3 separate regions of the Homo sapiens genome follow, and all the other regions are linked to region 3. A link is a loop called in an ENCODE intact Hi-C map of the cell type or tissue named here. Cell type or tissue: heart left ventricle. All regions are shown on one strand.

What was found. Hi-C counts contacts between places; a loop is a spot of excess contacts. Peaks named below come from ENCODE experiments on the same cell type or tissue, not always from the same donor. Only the 100,000 strongest peaks of a DNase experiment are listed, where the experiment ranks them.
Region 1: it touches region 3 in a loop (2.7-fold over the local background); 9 of 110 quality-filtered maps call a loop at or near these places.
Region 2: a loop joins it to region 3, with 4 times the contacts of the local background. A loop is called at or near these places in 2 of 110 quality-filtered maps.

The regions. Positions count from the first base shown.
Region 1 is chr14:34,025,978-34,033,977 of GRCh38, reverse strand. The region is part of intron 5 of LOC102724945 (a long non-coding RNA gene); the gene reads left to right. Among named protein-coding and RNA genes, the nearest start is that of EGLN3-AS1, 10 kb to the left of the region's middle. In heart left ventricle, no CTCF peak of the experiment used is centred here; a DNase peak (open chromatin) is centred at 3,947; H3K27ac peaks cover 1,847 bases.
Region 2 is chr14:34,049,563-34,057,562 of GRCh38, reverse strand. All of the region lies in intron 2 of EGLN3-AS1 (EGLN3 antisense RNA 1), which reads right to left. The region is part of intron 5 of LOC102724945 (a long non-coding RNA gene); the gene reads left to right. Among named protein-coding and RNA genes, the nearest start is that of EGLN3-AS1, 14 kb to the right of the region's middle. RefSeq lists an enhancer at 2,230-2,279. In heart left ventricle, no CTCF peak of the experiment used is centred here; a DNase peak (open chromatin) is centred at 3,579; H3K27ac peaks cover 959 bases.
Region 3 is chr14:33,835,907-33,843,906 of GRCh38, reverse strand. No RefSeq gene overlaps it. Among named protein-coding and RNA genes, the nearest start is that of EGLN3, 110 kb to the left of the region's middle. RefSeq lists a silencer at 4,010-4,304. In heart left ventricle, a CTCF peak has its summit at 4,127 (motif pointing left); a DNase peak (open chromatin) is centred at 4,136.

The sequences.
Region 1 (8,000 bases), 190 kb before region 3:
TACTGATGAGGGCACAGATGCTTTTGTTGTTCACCCCTGTATTCCCAGCACATAATAGGTGTTTGCTAAATATTCTTAAGGGAATGAAGATTACAGATTATTTATTCAAGCAAAAACTGGGGCATGTTAGTCCCCAGTCCCCCAAGAAGCAGACATCAAGACAAGATCAAACATGGCAGGATTTTAGTAGTGTGAAAGTCTACGAGAAAGTGGCAAGGGAGCTAAAGGAAGGTAAAACAGTCGTCACACTGTAAGTCTGATCCTAGAGTGAAGAAAGGAAGGCTGAGTGGAGTGTTGTGTTTTTTTTTTTTTTCCTTGAGACGAAGTCTCACTCATTGCCCAGGCTGCAGTTGAGTGGAGTGATCTCAGTTCATTGCAACCTCTGCCTTCCAGGTGCAAATGATTCTCCTGCCTCAGCCTCCTGAGTAGCTGGGACTACAGCCACACACCACCATACCTGGCTAATTTTTGTATTTTTAGTAGAGATGGGGTTTTGCCATGTTGGCTAGGCTGGTCTCGAACTCCTGAGCTCAGTTGATCTGCCCGCCTCAGCCTCCCAAAGTGCTGGGATTACAGGCATGAGCCACCGCACCCAGCCTGGGTGGAGTGCTTTATACCTTCCTCTGCAGTCTGAGGAAAGTTTGGCAAGGCCGTGGAGGACTTTAGGCCAGACAAAGTCAACTGAAGGTTGGGAGCCCATAGGAGGTGGGACCTGGCCCTGGGCTTCCGGAGCTCAGCACCTGAGGCGCTCTGTTAATTACGCACTCCTTGTGGATGGAAGGCTGGGGGCTCATTCTCCTGGCTGCCACGTGGGGGTTCTGAGAGGCGAGAGGAGGTGGCTTCTGGTGTATAGAAGGAGAAAAATTACCAAAGACATGTCTTCCGTAAAAAGGTAGGACATCTTACTTTTGAGGCTCAGTAAGTATCTGTCGAACATGTAGCATTCTTTGACACTGTGGAAGACACTATAGGTTTGAGTACACATGGGCTCACTTCAAAAAACTTATGAGCTAATTAAGAGACAAAGTAAACTCACATACATGCTCCTGAATCTCAGTTTTCTCGTTTCTGAAAAGGAGATAACACCACTTACCTCGTGTGACATGTGACAGATCCAGTAACTTCTGTGAATAGGGTAGGTGCTCAACAAGTAAGATTTGAATATGAGTTTAAAAAAATAATAATGCATTGGCCTCTCCACCTTTTCAGTTTTTCTAGTCATTTCAACAGGGTCGACACCTTTTAAAGTAACTTTTGGGTTAGGAAGTGTGTTTTCCTTGTAATTAATCAGTAGTCCTCTGAGGCTTTTTGAAAAAAGATCATTTCAAGTAGAAGAACCACAGTTTAAATAGGTGATCAGCACTAAGGGAAGATTTAGTATCAAGTTGCCACATTTAAGGGACTCTTTGGAGCAAAGCTTAGTAGTGTGTGCTTGGCACAGCCAACTTCCGGGGGGTTGGTTTCTGAACCCTCAGCTCTGGGGGAGTGTTCAGGTTGTCCTCTGTGCTGGCACAGTCATTGGGACATTGCTTGGTTGCCATCCTTCCCATAGATGAAGGTGGTGGATCCCTGAGGGAATTGCAGATTTAATGTGGGGTGGGCCTCCTCCCTTTTCTCAATGCCAAAAAGGGGGTGTGGTTCTGCCCCTGTCCTTCCCACCTCCCCACACACCCCTGTTATTATATATTATGCTTTGGATACACTTGCCCCTGAAGTTAATCTTATCCTGATCTCACCTGTCTCATTGGGCTGTCTTTTTCTAGGAATTGGTTTTCATTCAACAACTATTTCCCAAGCAATTAACTAGTAGATGTAGGTATTGTGCCTCCTCCCTCAGTCCAGGGGGAGGACTGGCTAGAGCATAAAATGTATATGTGAGATGTAAATAGCTCTAAAGAATAAAGCCTATTAAAATATGTATTATGTATTACAAAGTATCACGGGAACGAAGAGGAAACAGGTTTTCCAGGGTAAGGAGGCAGCATTTGATCTAGGACTAATGTTAATAGTCAGAAAAAGGGATGAGGAAGTAGCTTTAGCAAGGGTAGGGTGTGTTTGCCATTTTATACCTTAGACAAGTAATTTGTAAGGGCTGGAAGACAGGGAAGGACCCAAGGACAGATGATAATAGCAAAATGGGGTTGCAGGTAAACCATAGCTGCCCTTGAAAGACTTGTTTAGGAGCATTATAGGTCAAGAAGAGCCACTGATGTTTGACAAGCAGGAGGCAATGTTTGAGCTATTTAGGAAACAGTGTCTGGGTGAGACAGAGTGACTGGTGCCAGAATGGTGCAGTCATTTAGGCGGGAGAGAGAATTGTTTCCGTAGAAATGAAAATAAGAGGCAGATATGAGAGAGTGGGTATCGGAGTGGAGAAGGTGGCTTTGAAGGTGACACAAGGCTTCAAGCCCCTGTGTGGACAGGGAGGGATACCACGGAGAGGGGGAGCCCCAGAAGAGGGGCTGCTAGGCTGGGAATGGTGATCCCTATGTAGATCACATTGCATTTGAGGGGCTGGCAGGATGTACATCTGCACCTGACCAATAGGCACTGGAAATTCAGATCTGGAGCTCAAGTATGTGGTAAGGCTAAAGATAGAGATTTGGGAGTGGTCATCCCATGGATACTAGATGAAATGGCAAGTTGTTTAGTTTCCTTAACCACCTAAAGAAAGGCTTGGTTTCTGGTTGCATGGGTGACAGCAGGTGGATGAGTGTTTTCTGGTGCCTAAATGACCAGTCCTGATTCTGCCAACACAGTCCTTGGATCTTTGAGATTCCAAAAAAGGGACACATTGGTTCTGTCCTCTTTCACTTAGCCCAGCTTTGTCTCTTCTCCCTCAGTTGTCCAGCTTCTAATTCTGCAAACAACAGCTGGAAAACATGAGGGCTGACTCAACAGCTGTGTGTTGGGAATCAAAAGGCATCCAGGATGAAGATACCATCTGGCTATAGCTGCTGCCAAAATGAGTGTGTGTGTGTGTGTGTGTGGGTGTGTGGGTGTGTGTGTGTGCATATGTGAGTATGACATAGGACGGAGTGGCTGAAAATTTATTGCAAACTGTTTTTAAACATGGTAAATTAAATATTCTTTAAAAATAGTTGAATGCTGGCCGGGCACAGTGGCTCACGCCTGTAATCCCAGCACTTTGTGAGGCTGAGGTGGGCAGATCACAAGGACAGGAGATTGAGACCATCCTGGCCAACATGGTGAAACCCTGTCTCTACTAAAAATACACAAATTAGGTGGGTGTGGTGGTGCATGCCTGTAATCCCAGCTACTCGGGAAGCGGAGGCAGGAGAAGCAGTTGAACCTGGGAGGCGGAGATTGCAGTGAGCAGAGATTGCGCCACTGCACTCCAGCCTGGGCGACAGAGCGAGACGCTGTCTCAAAAAAAAAAAAAAAAAGTTTGAATGCTGTCTCAAAGATTATTTCATTTTATATTTCATTCAAAATCTTGGTGATTAGAAAATCGGAAATCTAGCATGCAAGTTCTGATTGCAGGTGACCACCCTTTGTACACTCACTATAGCCTGACCCTGCACTGGCAGTGGAGTATGCTCAGAGACTCAACTTGGCTAGAGGCTGCCTCCTTTTTTCAAGGAGAGGCACAAGGATCTAAGAATATATGAAAAGATTAAAAGTTCAAGAAAAGGCTTTTGTCCCCAATCCCAGTTAAAGAGAGGCCTCTTCCTGGAAAGTGATTAGGGATCTGTGTGGGTGGTTTTGTTCCCCGCCAAACAAGTCTCGAGCTAGGTAATCTGTTTCTAATCATAATTTGGATTACCCGTCAAACTAACCAAATGTTTGTTTGTCTAAGGAGGCCAATCCTCAGGCAAAGAGAAGCTTGACAAACCTCCACCAAGGAACTGGGAAAGTACTTCCCCCACCTCCCCAACCCCACCTCCCAGTGGGATCATTCCAAGGTCAGCAGGCTACAACCGCTGCCTCCTTGTGCTGGAAAGCGCAGAAAGTAACTGCTGTCTTTGCACAGCATTCTGGCTTCTTCAGTTTGGGGCTGTCCCTTCTCGAACCAAACAAATTGCCATCCCCTTCCCAGCCCCTCCTCACCCCCTGGAACATTTGGCAGTGTTTGCGGACTTTCGGTTGTCACCATTGGGGTAACAAGAGTGTGTTATCAGCATCTAGAAGGTAGAAGCCAGGGGAGCTGCTAAACATCCTACAAGGCACAGGGCAGCCTCCATAACAAAGAATTAGCCAGGCCCAAATGTCGATTGTACCCATAGTAGAGACAGCTTTAACTAAAACCTGCCCTCACTGGTGTTTGTTCCTAAACAGAGAGTAAGTAAGCCTTCCAGTAGGCAGATGTTGGTAAACCAGCAATCTGGGGGTGGCGATGTTGGGGGGTGGGGGGTTGGGGAGGAAGCCCCTAATTTGTAGCCTTAGCCAATTTCCCTGATTAAACACTCTCACCATGTTTGATATCAATATCATGTTCTTAACATGGAGTTGGAAAGAGTTGCATTGAATAGGCTCTCGCTAGCTACTACACACCAGCTCCAGATATTCACCTGGGCCCACGGATTCTCAAATCTTAGTAAGAACAAACAAAGCCAGCACGCTCCCATAAATGAATGTGGGTGTCCGTGTCATGCTGAGCCATACTGGAACCTCAGACAAAAGGAAAAATCAGTGATATTGAGCCTGTCTTCATTGAACATTTTGATAGTTTGTTCATCATGGATTTGTTTACATTAATGTAAAATAATGCATTAAATATTTGTTTTATTTTTATTTCTCCTCTTTTTTGTCCCTTCCTCTATTTTTTTTTTTTTTTTTAAACAGGGTCCTACCCTGTTGCCCAGGCTGGAGCATAGTGGCACAATTCTACCTTGTTGCATTCTAATTACTGGGCTCAAGCGATTCTCCTGCCTCAGCCTCCTGAGTAGCTAGGACTATAGGTGCATACCATCATGCCTGGCTAATTTTTTATTTTTTGTAGAGATGAGGTCTTGCTATGTTGCCCAGGCTGGTCTTGAACTTTGGCCTCAAGTGATCTTCCCACCTCAGCCTCTCCTCCTCCTTCTCATTCTCTTTCTTTTTCTCCATCTCCTTTTCTTTCTTTTCTTTCCTTCCTTGCCTCCTTGTTTTCTCCTCTTGCCTTCCTTCCTTTATAGTGGAATGGTTAAGCCACCAGACGAAAGGTTTCCATTCAGGCCAGTGCCCACCACTACAAAGCAAAGCATGGAAGTATGGAATTCATTAGAGTGATTTTCACGCTTCCCGAAGAGAGTTATTGAGGATAGTTGAAATCTCTGCCAATGTCATTTTAAAGGCAGAATGGGAGAGGAGTGGTAACAAATGTTCTGTAGGGTCACAGTCGCTCAATTATCCTTCCATCAAATTAAAACTTTAACTTAAAATTTCAGGGTTTGTCATTAACTGGCTGTGTGTGCAATTCTGGAAGCTCCATTCATAGACTGTGATGTGAATGATGCCCCAGAGTTGTGAGGCAGGTGATCTGGCTTCTTGAAGTCTCTTCAAACTCTACAAATCAAAGCAAACGAAGGAGGATGCCAATCCTGATTTCTTTCTGAGGCAAACCCTGAATGACAGCTGCTTTTCTTTTAAGGAATCCTCACCAGACCTGGAAGGCAACTATGAGAAGCATGTTGTGGCTGTAGCACCCACCGGGCCAAGCATTCAGGACAGATGGCCCGACAAATGCTGTTGCACAAGTGTCCTTCATTAGATCGGCCTGTTATGTTCCTTCATGCTGTCCTGTACTCTCAGAAAGCATGTATCATGACTCTGTAATGATGCAGCTATTTGTCTGATTGTTTATCATTTGTCTGCCCTCAAGAGTATAACTCCCAGAGGACAGGAGCCATGTTTATTTTGTTCATTACTGTGTCTCCCGCGTGAGCCTGTACACACTAGGTGCTCAATAATGGTTACTAAGATGGATGAATGAAAGAAAAACAGTGAGACATAATGCATGTCCAAATGAGTGGAGATACACCCAGAAGGCCAAAAGCCTTCTTTTGGCTTCTTAAAACTGAGCCAATGAATAACCCTACAATCGCCTCTAAGTGTACAAGTGAAGGGAAGAGTCACGTGTCTCTCACTTTAAATTAAAAGTTAGAGATGACAGTGCTTAGTGAGGGAGGCATGTCAAAAGCTAAGATAGGCTGAAAGCTAGGTCTCTTGCACCAAACAGTTAGTTAACTTGTGATTGCAAAAGAAAAATTCTGGAAAGAAATTAAAAGTACTACTCCAGTGAACACATAAATTATAAGAAAGTAAAACAGACTTGTTGCTGATATGGAGAAAGTTTGAATGGTCTGGATGAAAGAACAAACCAGTCACAACATTCCCTTAAGCTAAAGCCTAATTGAGAGCAAGGTCCTATTTCTCCCTTCCCTCCCCTCCCCTCTCCTCCCTTCCGCTCCCCTCCCCTTCCCTCCCCCTCCCCTTCTTCCCCCTCCCCTTCTTCCCCCTCCCTTCTTCCCCCTCCCCCTCCCCTTCTTCCCCCCTCCCTTCTTCCTCCTCTCCTCCCTTTCTTCCCCCCTCCCCTTCTTCCCCCTCCCCTCCCCTTCCCCTCCCCCTTCCCTCCCCCTCCCCTTCTTCCTCCCTCCCCCTCTCCCTCCCCTCCCCATCCCCTCTTCCCCTTCCCCCTTCCCTCCCCCTCCCCTTCTTCCCCCTTCCCCTCCCCTCTCCCTCCTCCTCCCCTCTCCTCCCCCTCCTCCTCCCCTCTCCTCCCCCTCCTCCTCTCTCCTCCCCCTCCTCTTCCTCCTCTCCTCCCCCTCCCTTCCCCTTCCTCCTCCCCCTCCCCTCCCCCTTCCCCTCCTTTTCTTTTCTTTTCTTTTTTCTTTTCTTTCTTTTTTTTCAAGACAGGGTCTTGCTTTTTCACCCAGGCCGGAGTGCAGTGGCTTGATCTTACCCCACTGCAACCTCCACTTCCCCAGCTCAGGCTCAGGTGATCCTCCCATCTCAACCTCTCAAGTAGCAGGGACTACAGGCATGTGCCACCACACCCGGCTAATTTTTGTATTTTTTGTGGAGACAGAGTTTCACCACATTGCCCAGGCTGGTCTTGAACTGGGCTCAAGCAACCCACCCACCTTGGCCTCCCAAAGTGCTGGGATTACAGGTGGGAGCCACCATGCCCAACTGAAAGTGATTTCTTGATATGGCATGTGCTCCTTATTAAGGTGCTAGAAACATTGTTAAAATGACCACAAAGGTTTTAGAGTATTCCGTAAGCTTAGCTGATAAAGCAGCAGCAGGGTTTGAGAGGATTAACTCTAATTTTGAAAGAAATTCTGCTGTCGGTAAAATGTTATCAAACAGCATTGCATGCTATAGAAAAATCTCTCATGAAAGGAAGAGTCCATTGTTGTTGCAACTTCATTGTTGTCTTATTTTAAGAAATTGCCACAATCACCCCAACCTTTGGCAACCACCAGCCTGATTGGTCAGCACCTATCAACATCGAGGCAAGACCCTCCACCAGCAAAAAGATTATGGCTTGCTGAAGGCTCAGATGATTGTTAACATTTTTTAGCAATAAAGTGTTTTTTAGTTAAAGTATATACATTTTTTTTTTAGGCATAATGCTATTGCATTCTTTTTTTTTTTTTGAGATGGAGTCTTGTTCTGTTGCCCAGGCTGGAGTGCAGTGGAATGATCTCTGCTCACTGCAACCTACGTCTCCTGAGTTCAAGTGCTTCTTCCGCCTCAGCCTCCTAAGTAGGTGGGATCACAGGTGCCCAGCACCATGCCACCATGCCCAGCTAATTTTTGTATTTTTAGTAGAGACGGGGTTTCACCATGTTGGCCAGACACTATTGCATTCTTAATAGACTACAGTATAGTATAAACATAAATTATATATATATTGGGAAACCAAAATATTTGTGTGACTTACTTTATTGTGATAGTCACTTTATTGCAATGGCTGGAATTGAACAGTATCTCTAAGGTATGCCTGTATAGGTGATGGTTCTTGAGATGTGAAGTGCCTGGATGATGGGTGA
Region 2 (8,000 bases), 210 kb before region 3:
CTAAAGCTGACCATTAACTTTAAGGAACCCCCCCGGGCCCCACCCACACACAGGACCTGATTGAAAACTCTTTCCTGACCACAGACAGTGACACTTGTTTAAATGACTGACTGTCTAGAATGCTAGTTGTCAATGCTTAACTAGAATAATCATCAGGCACTTCTCTCCAGCACTTAAAAAGCAACCCCTGACATTTCCCTAACAGGGATACATTGCAAATTTCTGTTTTGGTTTGTGTTCCCTTGCCTGGTAAATTAGTAGACTCAGCTGTGATGAAACAACAACAACGACAACAAACCTCTAGGCTTATTCTTTGACAAATGAATATTGCCAAAATGAAATACATAAAAGTTGTAGCAATCTACAGTTCTACCATCAGTTTATATCTCACTGCTTTTTTGGTGCAATGTGTCTTGACCTTTGTTATTTAATGGATTAAAATGTGGGATAATTTTTTGCCTATTAAATTAGGTAGACTGACCTTTTCTTTTTTGAGACAGAGTTCTACTCTCGTTGCCCAGGCTGGAGTGCGATGGTACAATCTCGGCTCACCACAATCTCTGCCCCCTGGGTTCAAGTGATTCTCCTGCCTCAGCCTCCCAAATAGCTGGGATTACAGGCACACACCACCACACTCAGCTAATTTTGTATTTTCAGTAGAGATGGGGTTTCTCCATGTTGGTCAGGCTGGTCTCAAACTCGCGACCTCAGGTGATCCGCCCACCTCGGCCTCCCAAAGTGCTGAGATTACAGGAGTGAGCCACTGCGCCCAGCTGACTGAACTTTTAAATACAAATGTGATGATTTACATTTTTTCTTATCTATTGAGATCTTAGCGATTTTCTTATTAGTCTGTATGACCCTTTTATACACTAAGAATATTGCAGAGTAAATTCTTCATAATACTTTTAAAGTGAATCCCTGCCAGGAAGATCTTCCTGCAACACATAATTTTGATGTATTAAATTTTTGAAGCAATTGTGCATTTAAATTACTGCTGGAGGTGTTCTAAGATGGAAGGGGTAGTTTCTAGCTACTGGAAATATCTAAGTAGAGACTGTTTGATCCCTTGGGAGGGATTGAAACATATGATGACAGGTTGGACCAGTGCTCTTTCGGTTCCCTTACAACCTTGAGATTTTGTGATTCCATAACCTGTCCAAAAATAAAAGGCAATAAGGTTTTTTTTGCGGGGGGGGGGGGTGGGGTGGGGTGGTAATTTTCTTTCTATTAATACTCTGTAAGATTGACAGGCTCCTACAGAAGTCTAACAACTAAGAGAACCAAAGAATGATTTTCTGAAGCTACTGCCTTTATTCACACTTTTAAAAAGCCCAGGGTGGTTGAAGAGTGTGAATGTGCTTGGCCTTGCAGCTGTGTCCTGGCCCTTTAGAATTTGTTATCAAAACAAAACATGCATTTCCACTGGAAGTTTTTAGAACATTGATTTTGCAAACTTTTTCTAATTTCACTTTTGGTTTCTTCTGTGTAGTAAAATCTGTAAACTTATATTTTGCATATTTATTCTTTGTCAATTATCTGTTGTGTAGATTATTACGTATTTACATACACACAGCAATGCATACTTGTACACGAAAACCATGTATACACTATTTTATGGATAATTTAAGGGATTTTTTTTCAAGTGACTGCTTTCAGTTATGTGCTAACTTTGGAAACTACCACCAACATAAAAATCTGCTCTACTGAGGTATCCACCTAGATTTTTATTGTGGAAGTGCTTAATTCCTGTGTCTTGACATTTAGCATAAATGACATAGAGCTCATTTTACATCTATTGTGTAATGTGAGAGCTGTGTTCTGACAGCTCCTGTATTTCCCTTATTGGAATGTTCATTGTTCATTTGTAACTGCATATTTAATCTTTAGTCTCCTATATAGGCTACAAGTTTTGGGGGGCCATGGGGAGCAAGGGGACCTGATCCTCTGGTATCCCCAGAGTTTAGTGCTTGGCATTCTATAAAATCTCTGTTGAATTGAATTGAATGTAATAAATTACATGTAAAAACTAGATAGGAAAAAGCGCAAGAGGCTGTGGACTTAGTGTGAGGTCAGAAAGCTGGCTGAAAAACTAAGCGATCTGAGCACCTCCTAGAAGCTGGGCACTTAGCTGGCCTATCACCTGCCTTATCTTACTGAATCCTCACAACTTTGTTTTGAGAGTTTTTGTTTCTGTTTTGTTTTTATAGAAGAGGAATCCATGGTTCAGAAGGGTCAATGAACTTAGTCAACTGGTAAATGGTAGGACTGGGAGTTGCTCTGAGTTTATGGTGGCTTGAAAATCCAGGCTCTTTTCTCTTGAGTAGGATGCCTGCAGTATGTAGTCTAGTCTTGATTGGGGCAGAGTTGGGGAGGGAAGATGTGGCTTTAGGAAAGGACCTGGCTCCATTAACTTAGCTGAATTTTGTCTTTGTAATCGCTCCTCTCCACACCCCTTCCACTTCTCCATGCCCTCAGCTTTACTCCCTTCACCCCGTCAAGAGTCCAATGCTCTCATGATGCCTCCCCTCCTTACAGTGAGAGCTTCTGACCTTCTTTTCTAAACAAGCCTCAAACTCTGTCCTCCCCATCCAGCTATAGTCCTTAGTATTCTACTTCTATTTAATCTAATAAACTCTTCTGGGGAGAAAAATGGGAAATTGTTGTAATGTTTCCCATCCTTCTCATGTGCTTTTTTTTTTTTCTTTTCTTTTCTTTTTCTTTCTTTCTTTCTTTTTTTTTTTTTTTTTTTTGAGACAGAATCTTGCTCTGTCACCCAGACTGGAGTGCAGTGGCACAATCTCAGTTCGAGTAATTCTTGTGCCTCAGCCTCCCAAGTAGCTGGGATTACAGGCATGCACCACCAAGCCTGGCTAATTTATGTATTTTTAGTAGAGATGGGGTTTCACCATGTTGCCCAGACTGGTCTTGAACTCTTGGCCTCAAGTAATCCACCAGCCTCAGCCTCCCAAAGTGCTAGGAAATCAGGCTTGAGCCACCGTGCCTGACCTCACGTGCTCTTTTTAAATACAGATGCTGGTTGCAGGACTTTTAAGTTTGCTGGGGGAGCATTTGGGCAACAGGATAATTTGTCTCTTCAAATAAAATCATAGCAGGCAGCTACTTACTATCAAGGCACAAATGACTCTCAGATCTCAGGGACAATAATAAGGGCTAGCATTTCATTCATTGAATACATTCACGTGAAGGGCTACTGTGTGCTGGTGACTGTTCTAGGTGCTTTGTGTATATTAATTCGGTTAAATCCTTCTAATATCTCAATGACGTAGGTGCTAATGTTGCTCATACAGTTGGTGAGGGGAGAGTTGGGGCTGGGAAAGGGGCGAAGATAAAAAGGGAAGCTTTCAACAGTGGCTTGGGAATTTGACTGGAGATGAAACAAAAAATCAGGTTAGCCAGTGAACTGTTTCTAAATCCATTAAATAAAGACCTAGTTTAGACTAATGAGAGTAAGGAAGAATTTGTGTGAGTGCTTGCGCCAAGCGGGCAGCTGCCAATTGTTGAAGCAGGGCCTGCTCAAGTGTGTGCCCCAAGGAGCAGGAGGACCACTGGAGGGATCTGCTGCTCTGTGGTTCATTACAGGTAGTTTATTATTGGGTGGAACTGGCCGGAAGTTGAGCCAGCCAGGAGGGAGTGCAGAAGAGGAGTCTGCCAAGGGATATTGTGGGGGAAGATTCCAGGCTGGGAGAGTGAGCCAGATGGAGGGAGGAAATGAGCTTTTCCTGCTGGGTGGATTCCATCCACATGGAAATCCAAGTATGGGACTCTGAGAGTGGGAGGGTTGCAGGAGAGGGCCTGGTTTTGACTGGGAATCCCAAAGGCAGGACTGCTCCTAAAGTTAGTGGGTGTGGATTCCTGGGAAGTCTCCTCATCATTACAAAGCATTTACTGTGTTCTAAGCTGTGTTAATTCTCATGAAGGAGTGTTTCTGGAAATGAAATTTAGAAGGTGTGAGAGAATCATTTTCTGGGTGAGTGGCTGAAGCAGGCAGCATACTATGATCAACAAGGTGATCAACTGTCCTGATTTGCCTGGGACTGTCCTAACTTTTGCAATAAAATTCAGTCCCCCCTTCAGAGTACCCAGGACTCGGCTCATATGCCAGATCCCTGTAAAGGCCTTTCCTGACCATTATCTGAGATACTATCCTACCCTGTCCCCAGTGCTCACATCCTGTTCCCTTCAGAAGTACTTTCTCCATAACACTTACCCTTCCTTGCAGTCATCTTGCTTATTTGTTTATTGTCTCTTATCCAAAACTAGAATATAAGCTCCAGGAAGGCAGGGACTTTGGCTTTTCACTGTTGTATTCCCAGGGCTTAGAACAGGGCCAGGCACACAGAAGGTGCTCATTATATGGTTGTTGAGTGAGTAATTTTTTGTTTTTTTTTTAGTTTCAAGCACTGTGCCCAGCTCTGGATATACAATGGTGAGAAAAATCAGAAATGGTCTTTGTACTCATGAAGCATAGTGGAGGAGAAATACATTAATAACATATTTCCACCTACACAAGTAAAATTACACCTGGGATGAAGGAACAGCTGAAGAGGGGCCTGAAGGAGAGGTGCTGATGCTATGAGAAGATATGATGCTGGGTGGAGTCGGGGCCCCGGGGCCAGTGAAGGCTTGTCTAAGGAAGTAATGATTGAGTTGAGTCTAAAGGATGAAGAAGAAAAGGCTTTCTAGGAAGCAGGAACTGCACATGCAAATGCCCTGCAGCAGGATGGACCAGGAGTGTTTGGAATCCACAAACAGGCCCTGTGGTTGCAGTGCCCAGAGCAAGATGACTCATGACGCTGCGGGGAAAGGCCGAGGGGCAGGCACAGCCAGGCCACTCAGAACCTTGTACATTGGAGACCTTGCTGAAGATTTGGCTGTTTTTCCTAAGAACAGTGAGAAATCACTGAAGGGTTTAAAGTGTGTGTGTGTTGGCTGGGGGTGGTGGGGGGCAATCAGTCTTTGACGTGACTATTCCGTAGACTACCAGGGTTCCTCCATCCAAGTGGCTAAATGGTTAAAATAGTTAAAATTAATTAGGGAAAGGACAATGAAAATATTAACAATTATAAGAGGTAGCTCTTATAGTCTTAGTTCTCTTTTGTCTGCTGATGGAATAAATGTGGTATCAAAGACAGAAGAGTGGGGAGCAAAATTTATGGCCAAATAGATTTTTGAGGAATCTTTCTAAAAGTTGGTACTCAATAAAGAACATAAACTGCAAAGCCAAAGTATTTAAAGCACTCTTCTAGGCTCTGTGGGCAGAGAAAAAGGAAACCACAAGAATGTTCTTCCCCCTTAGGGAGCTTAGATGTTAAATGAGAGAGCACAGGACAGACCCAGGAACATGTTCAACAAGTACTGCTGCTGAGATACCCAGGCACATCGTAATATACAACCTTCCCTGAGCAAAGTCCATGTCTGAATCATTTCTGTTCCTCCCACAGATGTTAGCCAAGTGCTTTGGCCACAAGATGCGCCAAATGAATGAAGCTGAGCCTGTTCACCTCGGCAGAGAAAAGCAATTACTCAGTAGGCAAGTCAGGTCTCTAGTGATGCTTCCATTATAAAAAGTACTTTTAACAGAATGTAAACTCCATGAAGACAGAACTTTGTGTCCATTTTTTGGTTGTTCATTGGTGTGTCTTCAATGCCTAGTACCTTGTCGTTCAATAGTATTTGTTGAGTAAATGAATTTGTTAGCTTAAGTTAGAGCCCTTGGAATGATCAGAGGACTTTGTGAGGAATTGGTCAAGTAAATTAATTTTCCCTCCATATGATGGGGGTACTATTCAGCATGTAGAGCGTGTCCTGGAAGAAGGCTTACTGATGAGGCAGTGTAGCGAAAGAACAGGGCATGGAGGCCAAGTGCCTGCAGCAGAAGCCTGGTTCTACCATTCCCTAGCTATGTGACTTTGGGGAGCTTATTTATTTAATCTCTCTGTAATGCAGTTTCCTCAACTGTAAAATGGGTATAATAGTGCATACCTCCAAAGTCTTTTTTTTTTTTTGAGACGGAGTCTCGCTCTGTCGCCCCAGGCTGGAGTGCAGTGGCGCCATCTCGGATCACTGCAAGCTCCGCCTTCTGGGTTCACGCCATTCTCCTGCCTCAGCCTCCCGAGTAGCTGGGACTACAGGCGCCCACCACCACACCCGGCTAATTTTTTTGTCTTTTTAGTAGAGACGGGGTTTCACCATGTTAGCCAAGATGGTCTTGATCTCCTGACCTCGTGATCCGCCCGCCTCGGCCTCCCAAAGTGCTGGGATTACAGGCGTGAGCCACCGCGCCCGTCCACATATACTGACTTTTTAAATCCTCACAACAACTCTATGAAGTAGGTATTATCGTGATCCTCATTTTATAGTAAGTGATACATAACAGTAATTTCCTTGAATGTGATGGGTAGAAATTGGAGGGTTTTGAGGAGAGGAGTGACATGATCTAATGTGTAGTTTAACACGATCACTGCATCTGCTGTTTGAAAACAGACCGAGGAGAGTGGAAGGGAGTGAGGGCAGAACCAAGGATACCACTTAGGAAACTCCAGCAAGAATCTAGGTGAGATTTCATGTTGTCTTGCCTCAGGGCAGTAGTTGGTGATGCAAAAACAGTCTAATTTACATTATCTTTTGAAGATAGAACTCAAAGTTGGTGATGGAATGGAAGGATGGGAGGTATGAAAGAGATGAGTCATGAATGACTCTATGATTTTGGATCCAATCAACCAGAAGGATGAAATTGCCATGAGCTAAACTAGGAAAGACTGCAGGCGAGCAGGTTTAGAATGTATAGTTTGAGGTGCATATTTGGCACCCAAGTTGAGATGATGAATAGGCTGGTAGAAGTATGAGCTTGGAATTCAGAGAATCCTGGGCTGGAGATGTGAATGTGGGAGTCATCAGCCTACAGATGATATTAAAACCCATGCTACTGGATAAGATCACCAGTGGAGCAAGGAGAGAAGGAAAGCAGAAGTCCAAGGGTTGAGCCCAATATTCAGAGGTTGGGGAGAGGAGAGGAACCAGCAAAGAGACTGAGGAGGACCAGGCGGTGAGACTAAAGGAAACTAGGAGCATGTGAGATACTGGAGGCCACAGAAGAAAAGACTTCTAGTGTTTCATGTGCTTTTAAATCTACTCTTGGCAATGACTTTAGCAATTGCTCCCATGTCCGTGTCAGTGATATCACAGGTGAAGGAACTGATGCTCACAGAATTAGGCCCAAAAGGCAGAGTTTGTAGCAGCTATTGAAATGGGGCCCACATCTCCCCCTCCGTGTCCAGTGCTCTTTCACTGCACCACAACAGCCTCTGGTTGGAAGAAGGAGACTTGCCTAAGGCTATTATGTTTATACAAAATTATTCCCCCACCCCCAAAATTGTCTGTTTTAAACTAGACGTTCAACTTGGCTGCCTTGGTACAAAAAGCTATTTGATATTCAAGTAAGAGTGCTATAAAAGCAGACCAAAAAGGAAATAGGCTAGGCAACGTCATTGCCGACAGCTGAAGGATATGATAGAATTAGCAGCATCTGCTTAGGAAGTGCCTGACCTCACAAAGGTTGACAGGAATAATTTTGAGCCTGTGTTTGGAGCCACAGAGGATTAGGGGAGTGTGTGTGTGTGTGTGTGTGTGTGTGTGTGTATGCGTGTGTGTGTGTGAGAGAGAGAGAGAACGATGGAGAGAATGTGAGAGCATGAGCAAAATCACTCACTGACCTTTGGCTTGGTAAACTGTTTCTTGGGTTGCCTGGCCCCTGGTAAAGTCTTCAGGACTCTGCAGGGAAAATCCTGAGGTCAGGCAGATGAGAGGCGACTGTGATGACCCCATGATGGAGAAAGAGTGCAGGGGCAGTGATACATTCTGTGCTTGGTCCCCTGATCCTTATTGACAGGAGGGTGCCATGGGGAAAGCCAGTCAGAAATGGAAATGCTCTTTACCTACTCTGTCTTCTCTCCCTGCCTTCTTCTACCCAACAGCGG
Region 3 (8,000 bases):
GGGAATGGAAAGATGAAGCTCCCCTACCCGAGTTTCTAATACTGAGTAGGAGACACAGACAGGTAACCCACCTGCAGCCCCTTCCCAGCTCGGAACCATCTTCCTCAAATAGATTACGGGAAAAGGGAGTTAGTTTCCTATCTGTTCCTGAGTTGTCTGCACTACAGCTGTCTTCTATATGGCATGCTCAGGGAAATCTGAGTTAAAATCCCAGGGCTGCCACTTATTAGCTAGATGATATTGAGCAAATTCCTTAACCTGTTTATATCCCAGTTACCGTGTCTGAAAAGGGGGGATAATTATTGTTTCGATATTACAGTTGGTTGTGAGAATTGCAAAAGCATTGTTTTCTGTTTGGTTGTTTTTTGGGTTTTGTTTCTGCTCTGCTGTTCAACTCCTGAGTTGTAAATGTGGATGCATACCTGAGGGAAAGATTATTCTTCCTCATGTCTGTACTGTTTCAGTGTGTGTTTTGCAATCGGTAGCTAATCAAATGATTTTGGGATGGGAACCCAGAAGCAGTGGGAAAGGGAGTCTGCCCACACTCTCACAGCATGTTTATGACAGAAACACAGAATTTGCTTTCTTTAGCTCTTGGCCTACTTTCTTATTCTTTAAGTTGCATTGCTTCTCTGTGCACATATGTGTGCGCACACACACCCATACAGGTATGTGTGCATGCATGTGTATTATTGTGTGACTGTGTGTGCACGTTGATTTCAACTTCTACAAAATAGCCACCAACTGATAATTCTACTATAGCTCAATGGAAGAGAAACATCCCAAAAGTTGGACGGAGAGCTTCCAGGGAGGAAGGCAGGCTCAGATACAATACATTTCTGGCCCTGTCAGCTTCTAGTGCTTTCTGTTTTGAGGGGAAAAAAATGCAAATAAATAATAAATACAATTCACATTAACCTGAGAATTACCTTACAGTGTTTTTTGAAAGGAAAAAAAATAGAGAGTTGAGCTAGCAGATCTATTTCGAGATGATTTAACAGGTGAGAGGGAGTTAGCTGCAATTGTTTTATGTCTCAGTCTATTAGGTACTGTACAATGCGACAGATCTATTATTTATACAGTTGTTCAGCAAAACTTTTGTGGGTTTTTAAATTGACTGTAATGTTTAGCAATTGGAATATAAATTTATTCAAGCCTCTTATTTGGTCGCCTCAATGGTGCATTACAAAGTATTTTATAGTGTCTGATCTGCTTAAGTTTTACAACCAGCTTCCATTGTTCTGCACTTTTTACAGCTAGTGCTGAGAGCAGGGCTGGGTGCCCCTGCCTCCTGTTGGCCCCTAGGGCTGCTCCCAGGGACTGGGGACTGATTCACCAGGTGAACCCAGGATGTAAACAGCACCCACCCCCTGCCTCAACTCCTTTTTAAATGCCTTCCTTTCCCTGGCTTCCTGCCAAGTGTCTATGGTGTGAGATTCTGTTTTGACCTAACCCAACCCCAGTTGGGAATTTGCCTGCCTGGTCCTAGCTATGATGATTAATACTAAATTCTCAAGCTGCTTCTTGCCATGGTTTTTTCCCTTGTTACCAACCTTCTTGAAGTAATGGAATATTACAGTCAGTCTTCATGTTCTCATGAGCCGCTTTTTCCATCGTCTTTTGGCTTCAACCATTACCCACTTATACAAACTACTTTCTCAAAGATCTATAATGACCTCTGGTTGTCAAATTTAAGTGCCTATGTTTTCTGGGTGTCTGCAGTGGTTGACATTGAACACACACTTCTTTCTTGATACCATTTCTCTCCTGATCAGCCTGACATAGCTGATGTGCCTACTTTCATTCATTCTTCTCTAAACTCTTGGTCTTCCCATGCCATCTGGGAACAGCCCAGGCCTCCTCATCTTACATGGTGCATGCACAGATCACATCTCTGCAGCCTTCCCCGTGCATTGCATTTCCACTCACCTCCTCCTCTGAACTCCCCCGTGTGTACATTTTTAATGCTATTTATCACATTTTACTTTATACTAATCGTCATAGCTGGGTCCTTCTTCCCCCGTGACTGTAAGTTCCTTGATACGGGCAGATATGGTGACTGATACAGTTTTGAAATCCCCATGCCGCCTGGCACACCACAGAGCCTCAATTAGTTTACCCACTTTCAAACATGGGTTTTTGAGAAGGAAAGGCAAGAGTGGTGTGAGACGAGGCTGGAGAGGTAGCACAGGGCCAGATAAAGATGACAAGTTTAGGAGTCTTTGAGGATTCTGGATTTTACCCAAAGAACTATATTAGCGCAGGATTTTAAATGTGGGATATGACATGGGTAAAACCAACATTTAGAAATATTTCTCTGCTGGAATGGAGAGGGGCAGGCAAAAGATGGTGGTAGCTTAGATTGATGGTGGGGGACAGTGGGAAGAAAAAAAGGAAAAGATCTGAAGAAAAATCTAGTAGACAGAGTGGACAGGAATCACAATTGATTTGATGTGAGGAATAAAATAAATGAAAATATTAAGAGCGTTTGCCAAATTTGACTTAAATACCTGGCTGCATGGGGATGCAAATTTCACAGTGAGAGACTGCTGAAGAGCTGGGTTCACTGTGTGTGCAGCAGGAGGAGGTGCAGGAAGTGAGGAGGTAATTTAGTTTGGTTCATATCGAGCTTGAGGTGCCTACGAGACATTCAGGGGTGATATCCAGGAACATGGGTTTGGAGATGGAGCTGGATCTGTGGGAATAGACAAAAGCACCTAAGAAGGGGGTAGAATAAGAAAAGAAGAGGGCCTGAGACAGAGCCTGGAAGATTCCAGCATCAATAGGCTAGGGCAAGATGGCAGAGTCAGCCCCAGACACTGAGGAATAGTTTGGTGTTCCTGGGCCTGAGGGACAGCAGTGTTCTCAGAAGGTCACCTGTGGCAAAGCTGCCAAGAGGTCAAGTAAGAAGAGAACTGAAGAGCTTAGACTGGAGGTAGCGTGGCCATGTGAGGCACTGTGAGGGCAGGCAGACGGAATGACATTGGAATGAGCTAAGAAGTGGGTAGACAGGAGGAAACGGGACTGGCTTGCAGGGAGCTCTGCTGAGAAGTTTCATTGCAAAGTGAGGAGAGATAGAGGCTGTAGCTCAAGGCATCTGTGGGGAGTGGGAGAGGTTAGGGTTTGTTTACTTGTTTTTGCTTTTAAGATAGAAGAGACTAGAACATGTTTAAATGTGAGAATGGAAGGAGGCAAGGAAGAGGGAGAAGGTAAAGACTCAGGAGCCACACATGACAAATGATGACTGAAAGCGTCAAGTTCCCAAGAAGGTGGGAAGATGGAGCCTCCAGGCTGCAGATGGAAGAACTGGCCTTTGTCTGATGAGGAGGGAAATGTCTTCATTTACAACAAGAAAGAGGAGATGATGAGTACGGTGCAGGGGCTTTGTGACAACAGGAAGGCAAGACAGCCTTTGGAGAGGCTTTAATGTCTGTGATATCAATGTGGAGCTAAAACTCTATTACTATTAATAATGAATTATCATAATGAAGCAGCTACCAGTAGCGACTGATGACTATGCTAAGAATTTGTATTTAATAATTTAAGCCTCACAACAAACTTATTGGGTAGGTTTTATTTATACCTGAGGAAACTGGGGTTCATAGAGGTTAAATAATTTGGCCCAAAAAGTGACAGTTGGTAAGAAATAGACCCAGGAATGAACCCTATGCCCATTCCAAACTCCCTGTTATTGCTATTACTGTGGCTATTGTCTGGCTATTGCTGTTACATCGGCAATAAGGGCCAACTCTTTACTTTTTTAAACTCACTGTGTGCTTCATGCTATTGGGAAAGTTTATAGTATACTGGAGAAGGCTTTCCTCGTCAATCTTAGGGTTAATTGAACTGTGTGCAGCTTATAATTCTAAGAATACTGGAAATGGATGGAGACAATCAGAAGAGTCCTCCCCCACATTGTGTTCCGAAATGCAGTGATTAGGTGTCATATTCTAGCATTAAAATTTTTTATCTGCTCCTTGTCTGCACAGGAGGGCAGCAGATATTTACCAGCACTGGAATAGTTAATGAAGCATGCAGCATTAGGTCTCTTTCTCATAACGGGCTTTGGGATTTTTGCTGTGATTGTTCAATGTACACTCTGCCCTCTAGTGGCCAAGATCTCCCTCGACCCGAGGGGTATCCACGAAACCCCACGCAGGGCCGTGGAAGGGGAGTTTCCTTGCACTTCACAATGGCTCTGTCCAAAGGATTTTCTTATGTGCATTTCTGTATTATTTTCATTCATTAGTTTCTCTCTCCATCTTCTACAGTAATGTATGATCAATTGGAAAACCCAGGTGACCCAAACTCCAGTGCCATTTCATAGCCATACAGCCTTGAATGCAGTCGTTATCACTGTGAGCCGGATCCCGTGGATCTGAACATGGGCTTTGGAGGCAGAAAGACCTGGACTCCAGGCCCAGAGTAGCCCACCTTTGTACGCGGACAGTTTCTTCCCCTGGGAAAGGGGGATAACATTACCTGCCTGGGGATTAAATGGGCAAGTGTGTACAAATGGCCTGGCACCTCACGATTGTCCAACAGATGTTGGTTCTCATGTTTCTTTGGCTTAACTCCCTGATTTCTGGGAAGATCTTTGAAGAGTAAGTGAGAATCGTCTCTGATGACAGTGTTGCGTTTAGCCGGTGTTGCATTGTAATTGTCTGATTATTGTTCATGTGCCCCATTGGACAATAAGCTTTGGTGAAGATAGGGGTCTTGTTGGTATCCCCACACCCAACACATAAGCCATTCAATAAATCTTTGCTGAATGAATAAGAATGAAATGTGTCCTAACACAAAGAAATGAAAAATGTTTGAGATGATGGATATGCTAATTGCCCTGATCTGATCACTGTACATTGTATCAAAACACCACTGTGTACCCCATAAATATGTACAATTATTATGAATCAATAGAAAAAAACTGGCTCGGCGCAGTGGCTCACGCCTTTAATCTCAGCACTTTGGGAGGCCTAGGCTGGCGGTTCGCTTGAGCTCAGGAGTTTGAGACTAGCCTAGGCAACATGACAAAACTGTACCTCTACCAAAAATACAAAAATTAGCCAGGCATGGTGGCGCATGCGTGTGGTTCCAGCTACTTGTGCGGCTGAGGTGGGAGGTTCACCTTAGCCTGGAAGATTGAGGCTGCAGTGAGCCATGACTGCACCACTGCACTTCAGCCTGGGTGACAAAGTGAGACCCCGACTCAAAAAAAGAGAAAAGCAAAGCAAAGCAAAGCAAAGCAAGAAACCCTGAACATATGGCTCCCAAATTCAAGCATCTCAAGTCATTTCCTAGGCACACTAAATTTTAAGACCTGCTCTAGAGGTTTGACCTCTAGGAGTCAAGCTATGGATAGAATTTAATTTGGGACTTACCTTTGTTCTCTATAATCTGCTTCATATCTGGTGACTTTTGACCTCAGCTGGGAAACAGAGCTCATGACTTCCTGCCAGATTCTTTGTCAAAAGAGCTAGTACGTGTGTTTATGAAATGGAGTCTGACTTAATGCAGAAGCTTTCTTTAAAGGTCTTGACCATAGTTTAGGGTTAAGGGAATTATTACAGAAGAAACAATTAGCATCTTACTAACTGACTGTAGGCTTGAAGTCTTTCCAAATAAACAATTTTCTTAAAAATGTTATTTATCTTTTACTTAAAAATGGCCCCTTTAGTCTCTGTATGCTTCTCTTCTTGAAACTGTGTCTCTAGGGTTTCCAAATGAGCTCATTACTTGATCTGGCTTGCTGCAGTTTCAGGAAGGCAGTTCCTATAATGTTCCTGATTGTTTGTTCTGACGTTCTTCAGACATCAGTTACACAAATGTAGAAAAAAAGCCCAGGCTTTCCTCTAGGTCGAGTTGCCAGTATGCTTCTATGGAATTTGATCCCCCAAAAAAACTACTTAGGAGACCCGAATCTGGGGGCAGATACATTTCCATAGCTCTTGCCTCAAGTGACTATTTTTTCAGTTTTATTGAGGTATAATTGACTAATTGTATATATTTGTAGTGTACAACATAATGTTTTAATATATGTATACATTGTGAAATATTGCCACAGACAAGCTAATTAACATATCTATCATCTCACATAGTATTTTTTGGGGTGAGAACATTTAAGATCTGTTAGCAATTTTCAAGTGTTTAATACACTTATTAAATATATAATCTGAATAACTAATCTGAAGATTATTGGACAGCATGGTGACTGTACAATAGTAATTCATCCTGTCTACCTGAAACTTTGTACTTTTTGAGCAAATCACCCCATTCCTCCTCAAGTGAGTATTTTAATGTTTAAGTTTCAGAAACTTTAGGGAAAAAATTCTTTTCTCTCTCACAAGTTAAAATCAAAGAACCCAGTCTGGTTACATTTAAGTGAGCCAGGAGGGCAAAGTTGGGGAATATTATGCCTGGGGCTACTTGCTCCCAGATCAACAGAGTTTAACAGCAAGAACAATACTTACTGAGCATTTATTACATGCCAGGTGTCGTGCTGATTACATCACAGGCCATAGATCCAATATGATCCTCACAATAGTAACTGTGACACAGTGCAACGCTTATTACCCCCATCTTATCAGCTGAGGCATATAGCACAAAAGCGAGAAGCTGAGGCATATAGCACATAAGCGACTTGACAGGGATCATGTGGTCACTAAGTAATAGCACTAGGATTCAAACCCAGGCCCATCTGATCCACATTCATAAAAACTGGGCTATCCTCGAGGACAACTACTTTTTTCACTGATAGTCTGGAAAGACGTTGTTGCTATGCCAGCTCTATAGCTCGGGTATCCCTGGAGCTGCTGCTTCAGGAATGTGGTCTTTACGTCACAGTCAGTACCTCCTCTTAGTTGCCTGTGTTAGGTCTAGATTCCTCCCCACCCAAGGTCGGATTCATCCTTGATGTGGAGATTTGGTTTTCTATTACGGAAATTCAGCTGGTTTGGAGATTTGGTTTTCTCTTACAGAAATTCAACTGGTTTGTATCTTTTGGTGGCCCTGCTGTGTTCCTTTCCCTTTGTTTTTCCTTCTCTTTGAAAGTGTTCTCTTTCAATCTTGTGGGGGTGATTTGGCACCGTTTATGTCTTAGTGCAAAGGGCTTCTGCTTTCAGAAAACCTCTATATCGTGGACTAAGGAGAGTGTTGGAGGCAGGCCCAGGGAGGGATGGCAGAAGGCCTGGGGGATGGGTGAAAATGAACACTATCCAGCAAAGCAGGAGGCAGGCAGCGAAAGAGCCGGAAGTACCAGGGCGAGGGGCAGGGAAGGGGCAGGTGTGTGGAAAAGGGCCAGGAGTGAGTGTGGAGACAAAATCATCTTTTATAAAAACCCTGCTGCTTGCCTTAACCTCAAACCTTTTTCTTATTGAAAAGGTAGGGTTGAGAAGTTAAGTCCTTCCTTGCAGGAGTGTGGGGAAAGGTCAAGAAGCTTGCTGCTTTGGCCTGCAGGCACTTGGTTAAGCCACAGAGGGGAAGAGATAAGCAGTTGGTTTTTCTCTGAAAGAAGAGGACGTATCAATTTGACAGTCGGCACCACAAGTGCTTACAACACCTTGGGGGCGGAACCTCTTCTATGATCTCCCTTAGGGCAAAAACTACTCCTGCTTGGGATGCTTTCAATAAAAACATCTTCTTGCATGATTCACCTTCTCTGGGGATAATTTCACATTATCCGTGGGGATTTTGAGTTGTTTGTGAGATCTCTATATTATACCTGCTTACTCTTTTCCCTGAGAGAAAGCAGTAGAAGGCATAAGAAGGCCAGGGTAGGGAGGTAAAAATCTTCCCATGAACCCTGTTTCTAAGCTTCAGAGCAATAATGACCAAATCTGGATACAATACCAATCGGGGAAGGAGACTTGTTCCTGGAAGACTTCTCTCCACGAGAGCAGAAAATTCTGTACAATGAAACCAACATAAGTAAAATAAACCATACAAAAGAATATGGAGAGAGATCCTGTGATAGGCAGAATTCCAGTCCCAATAACCATATC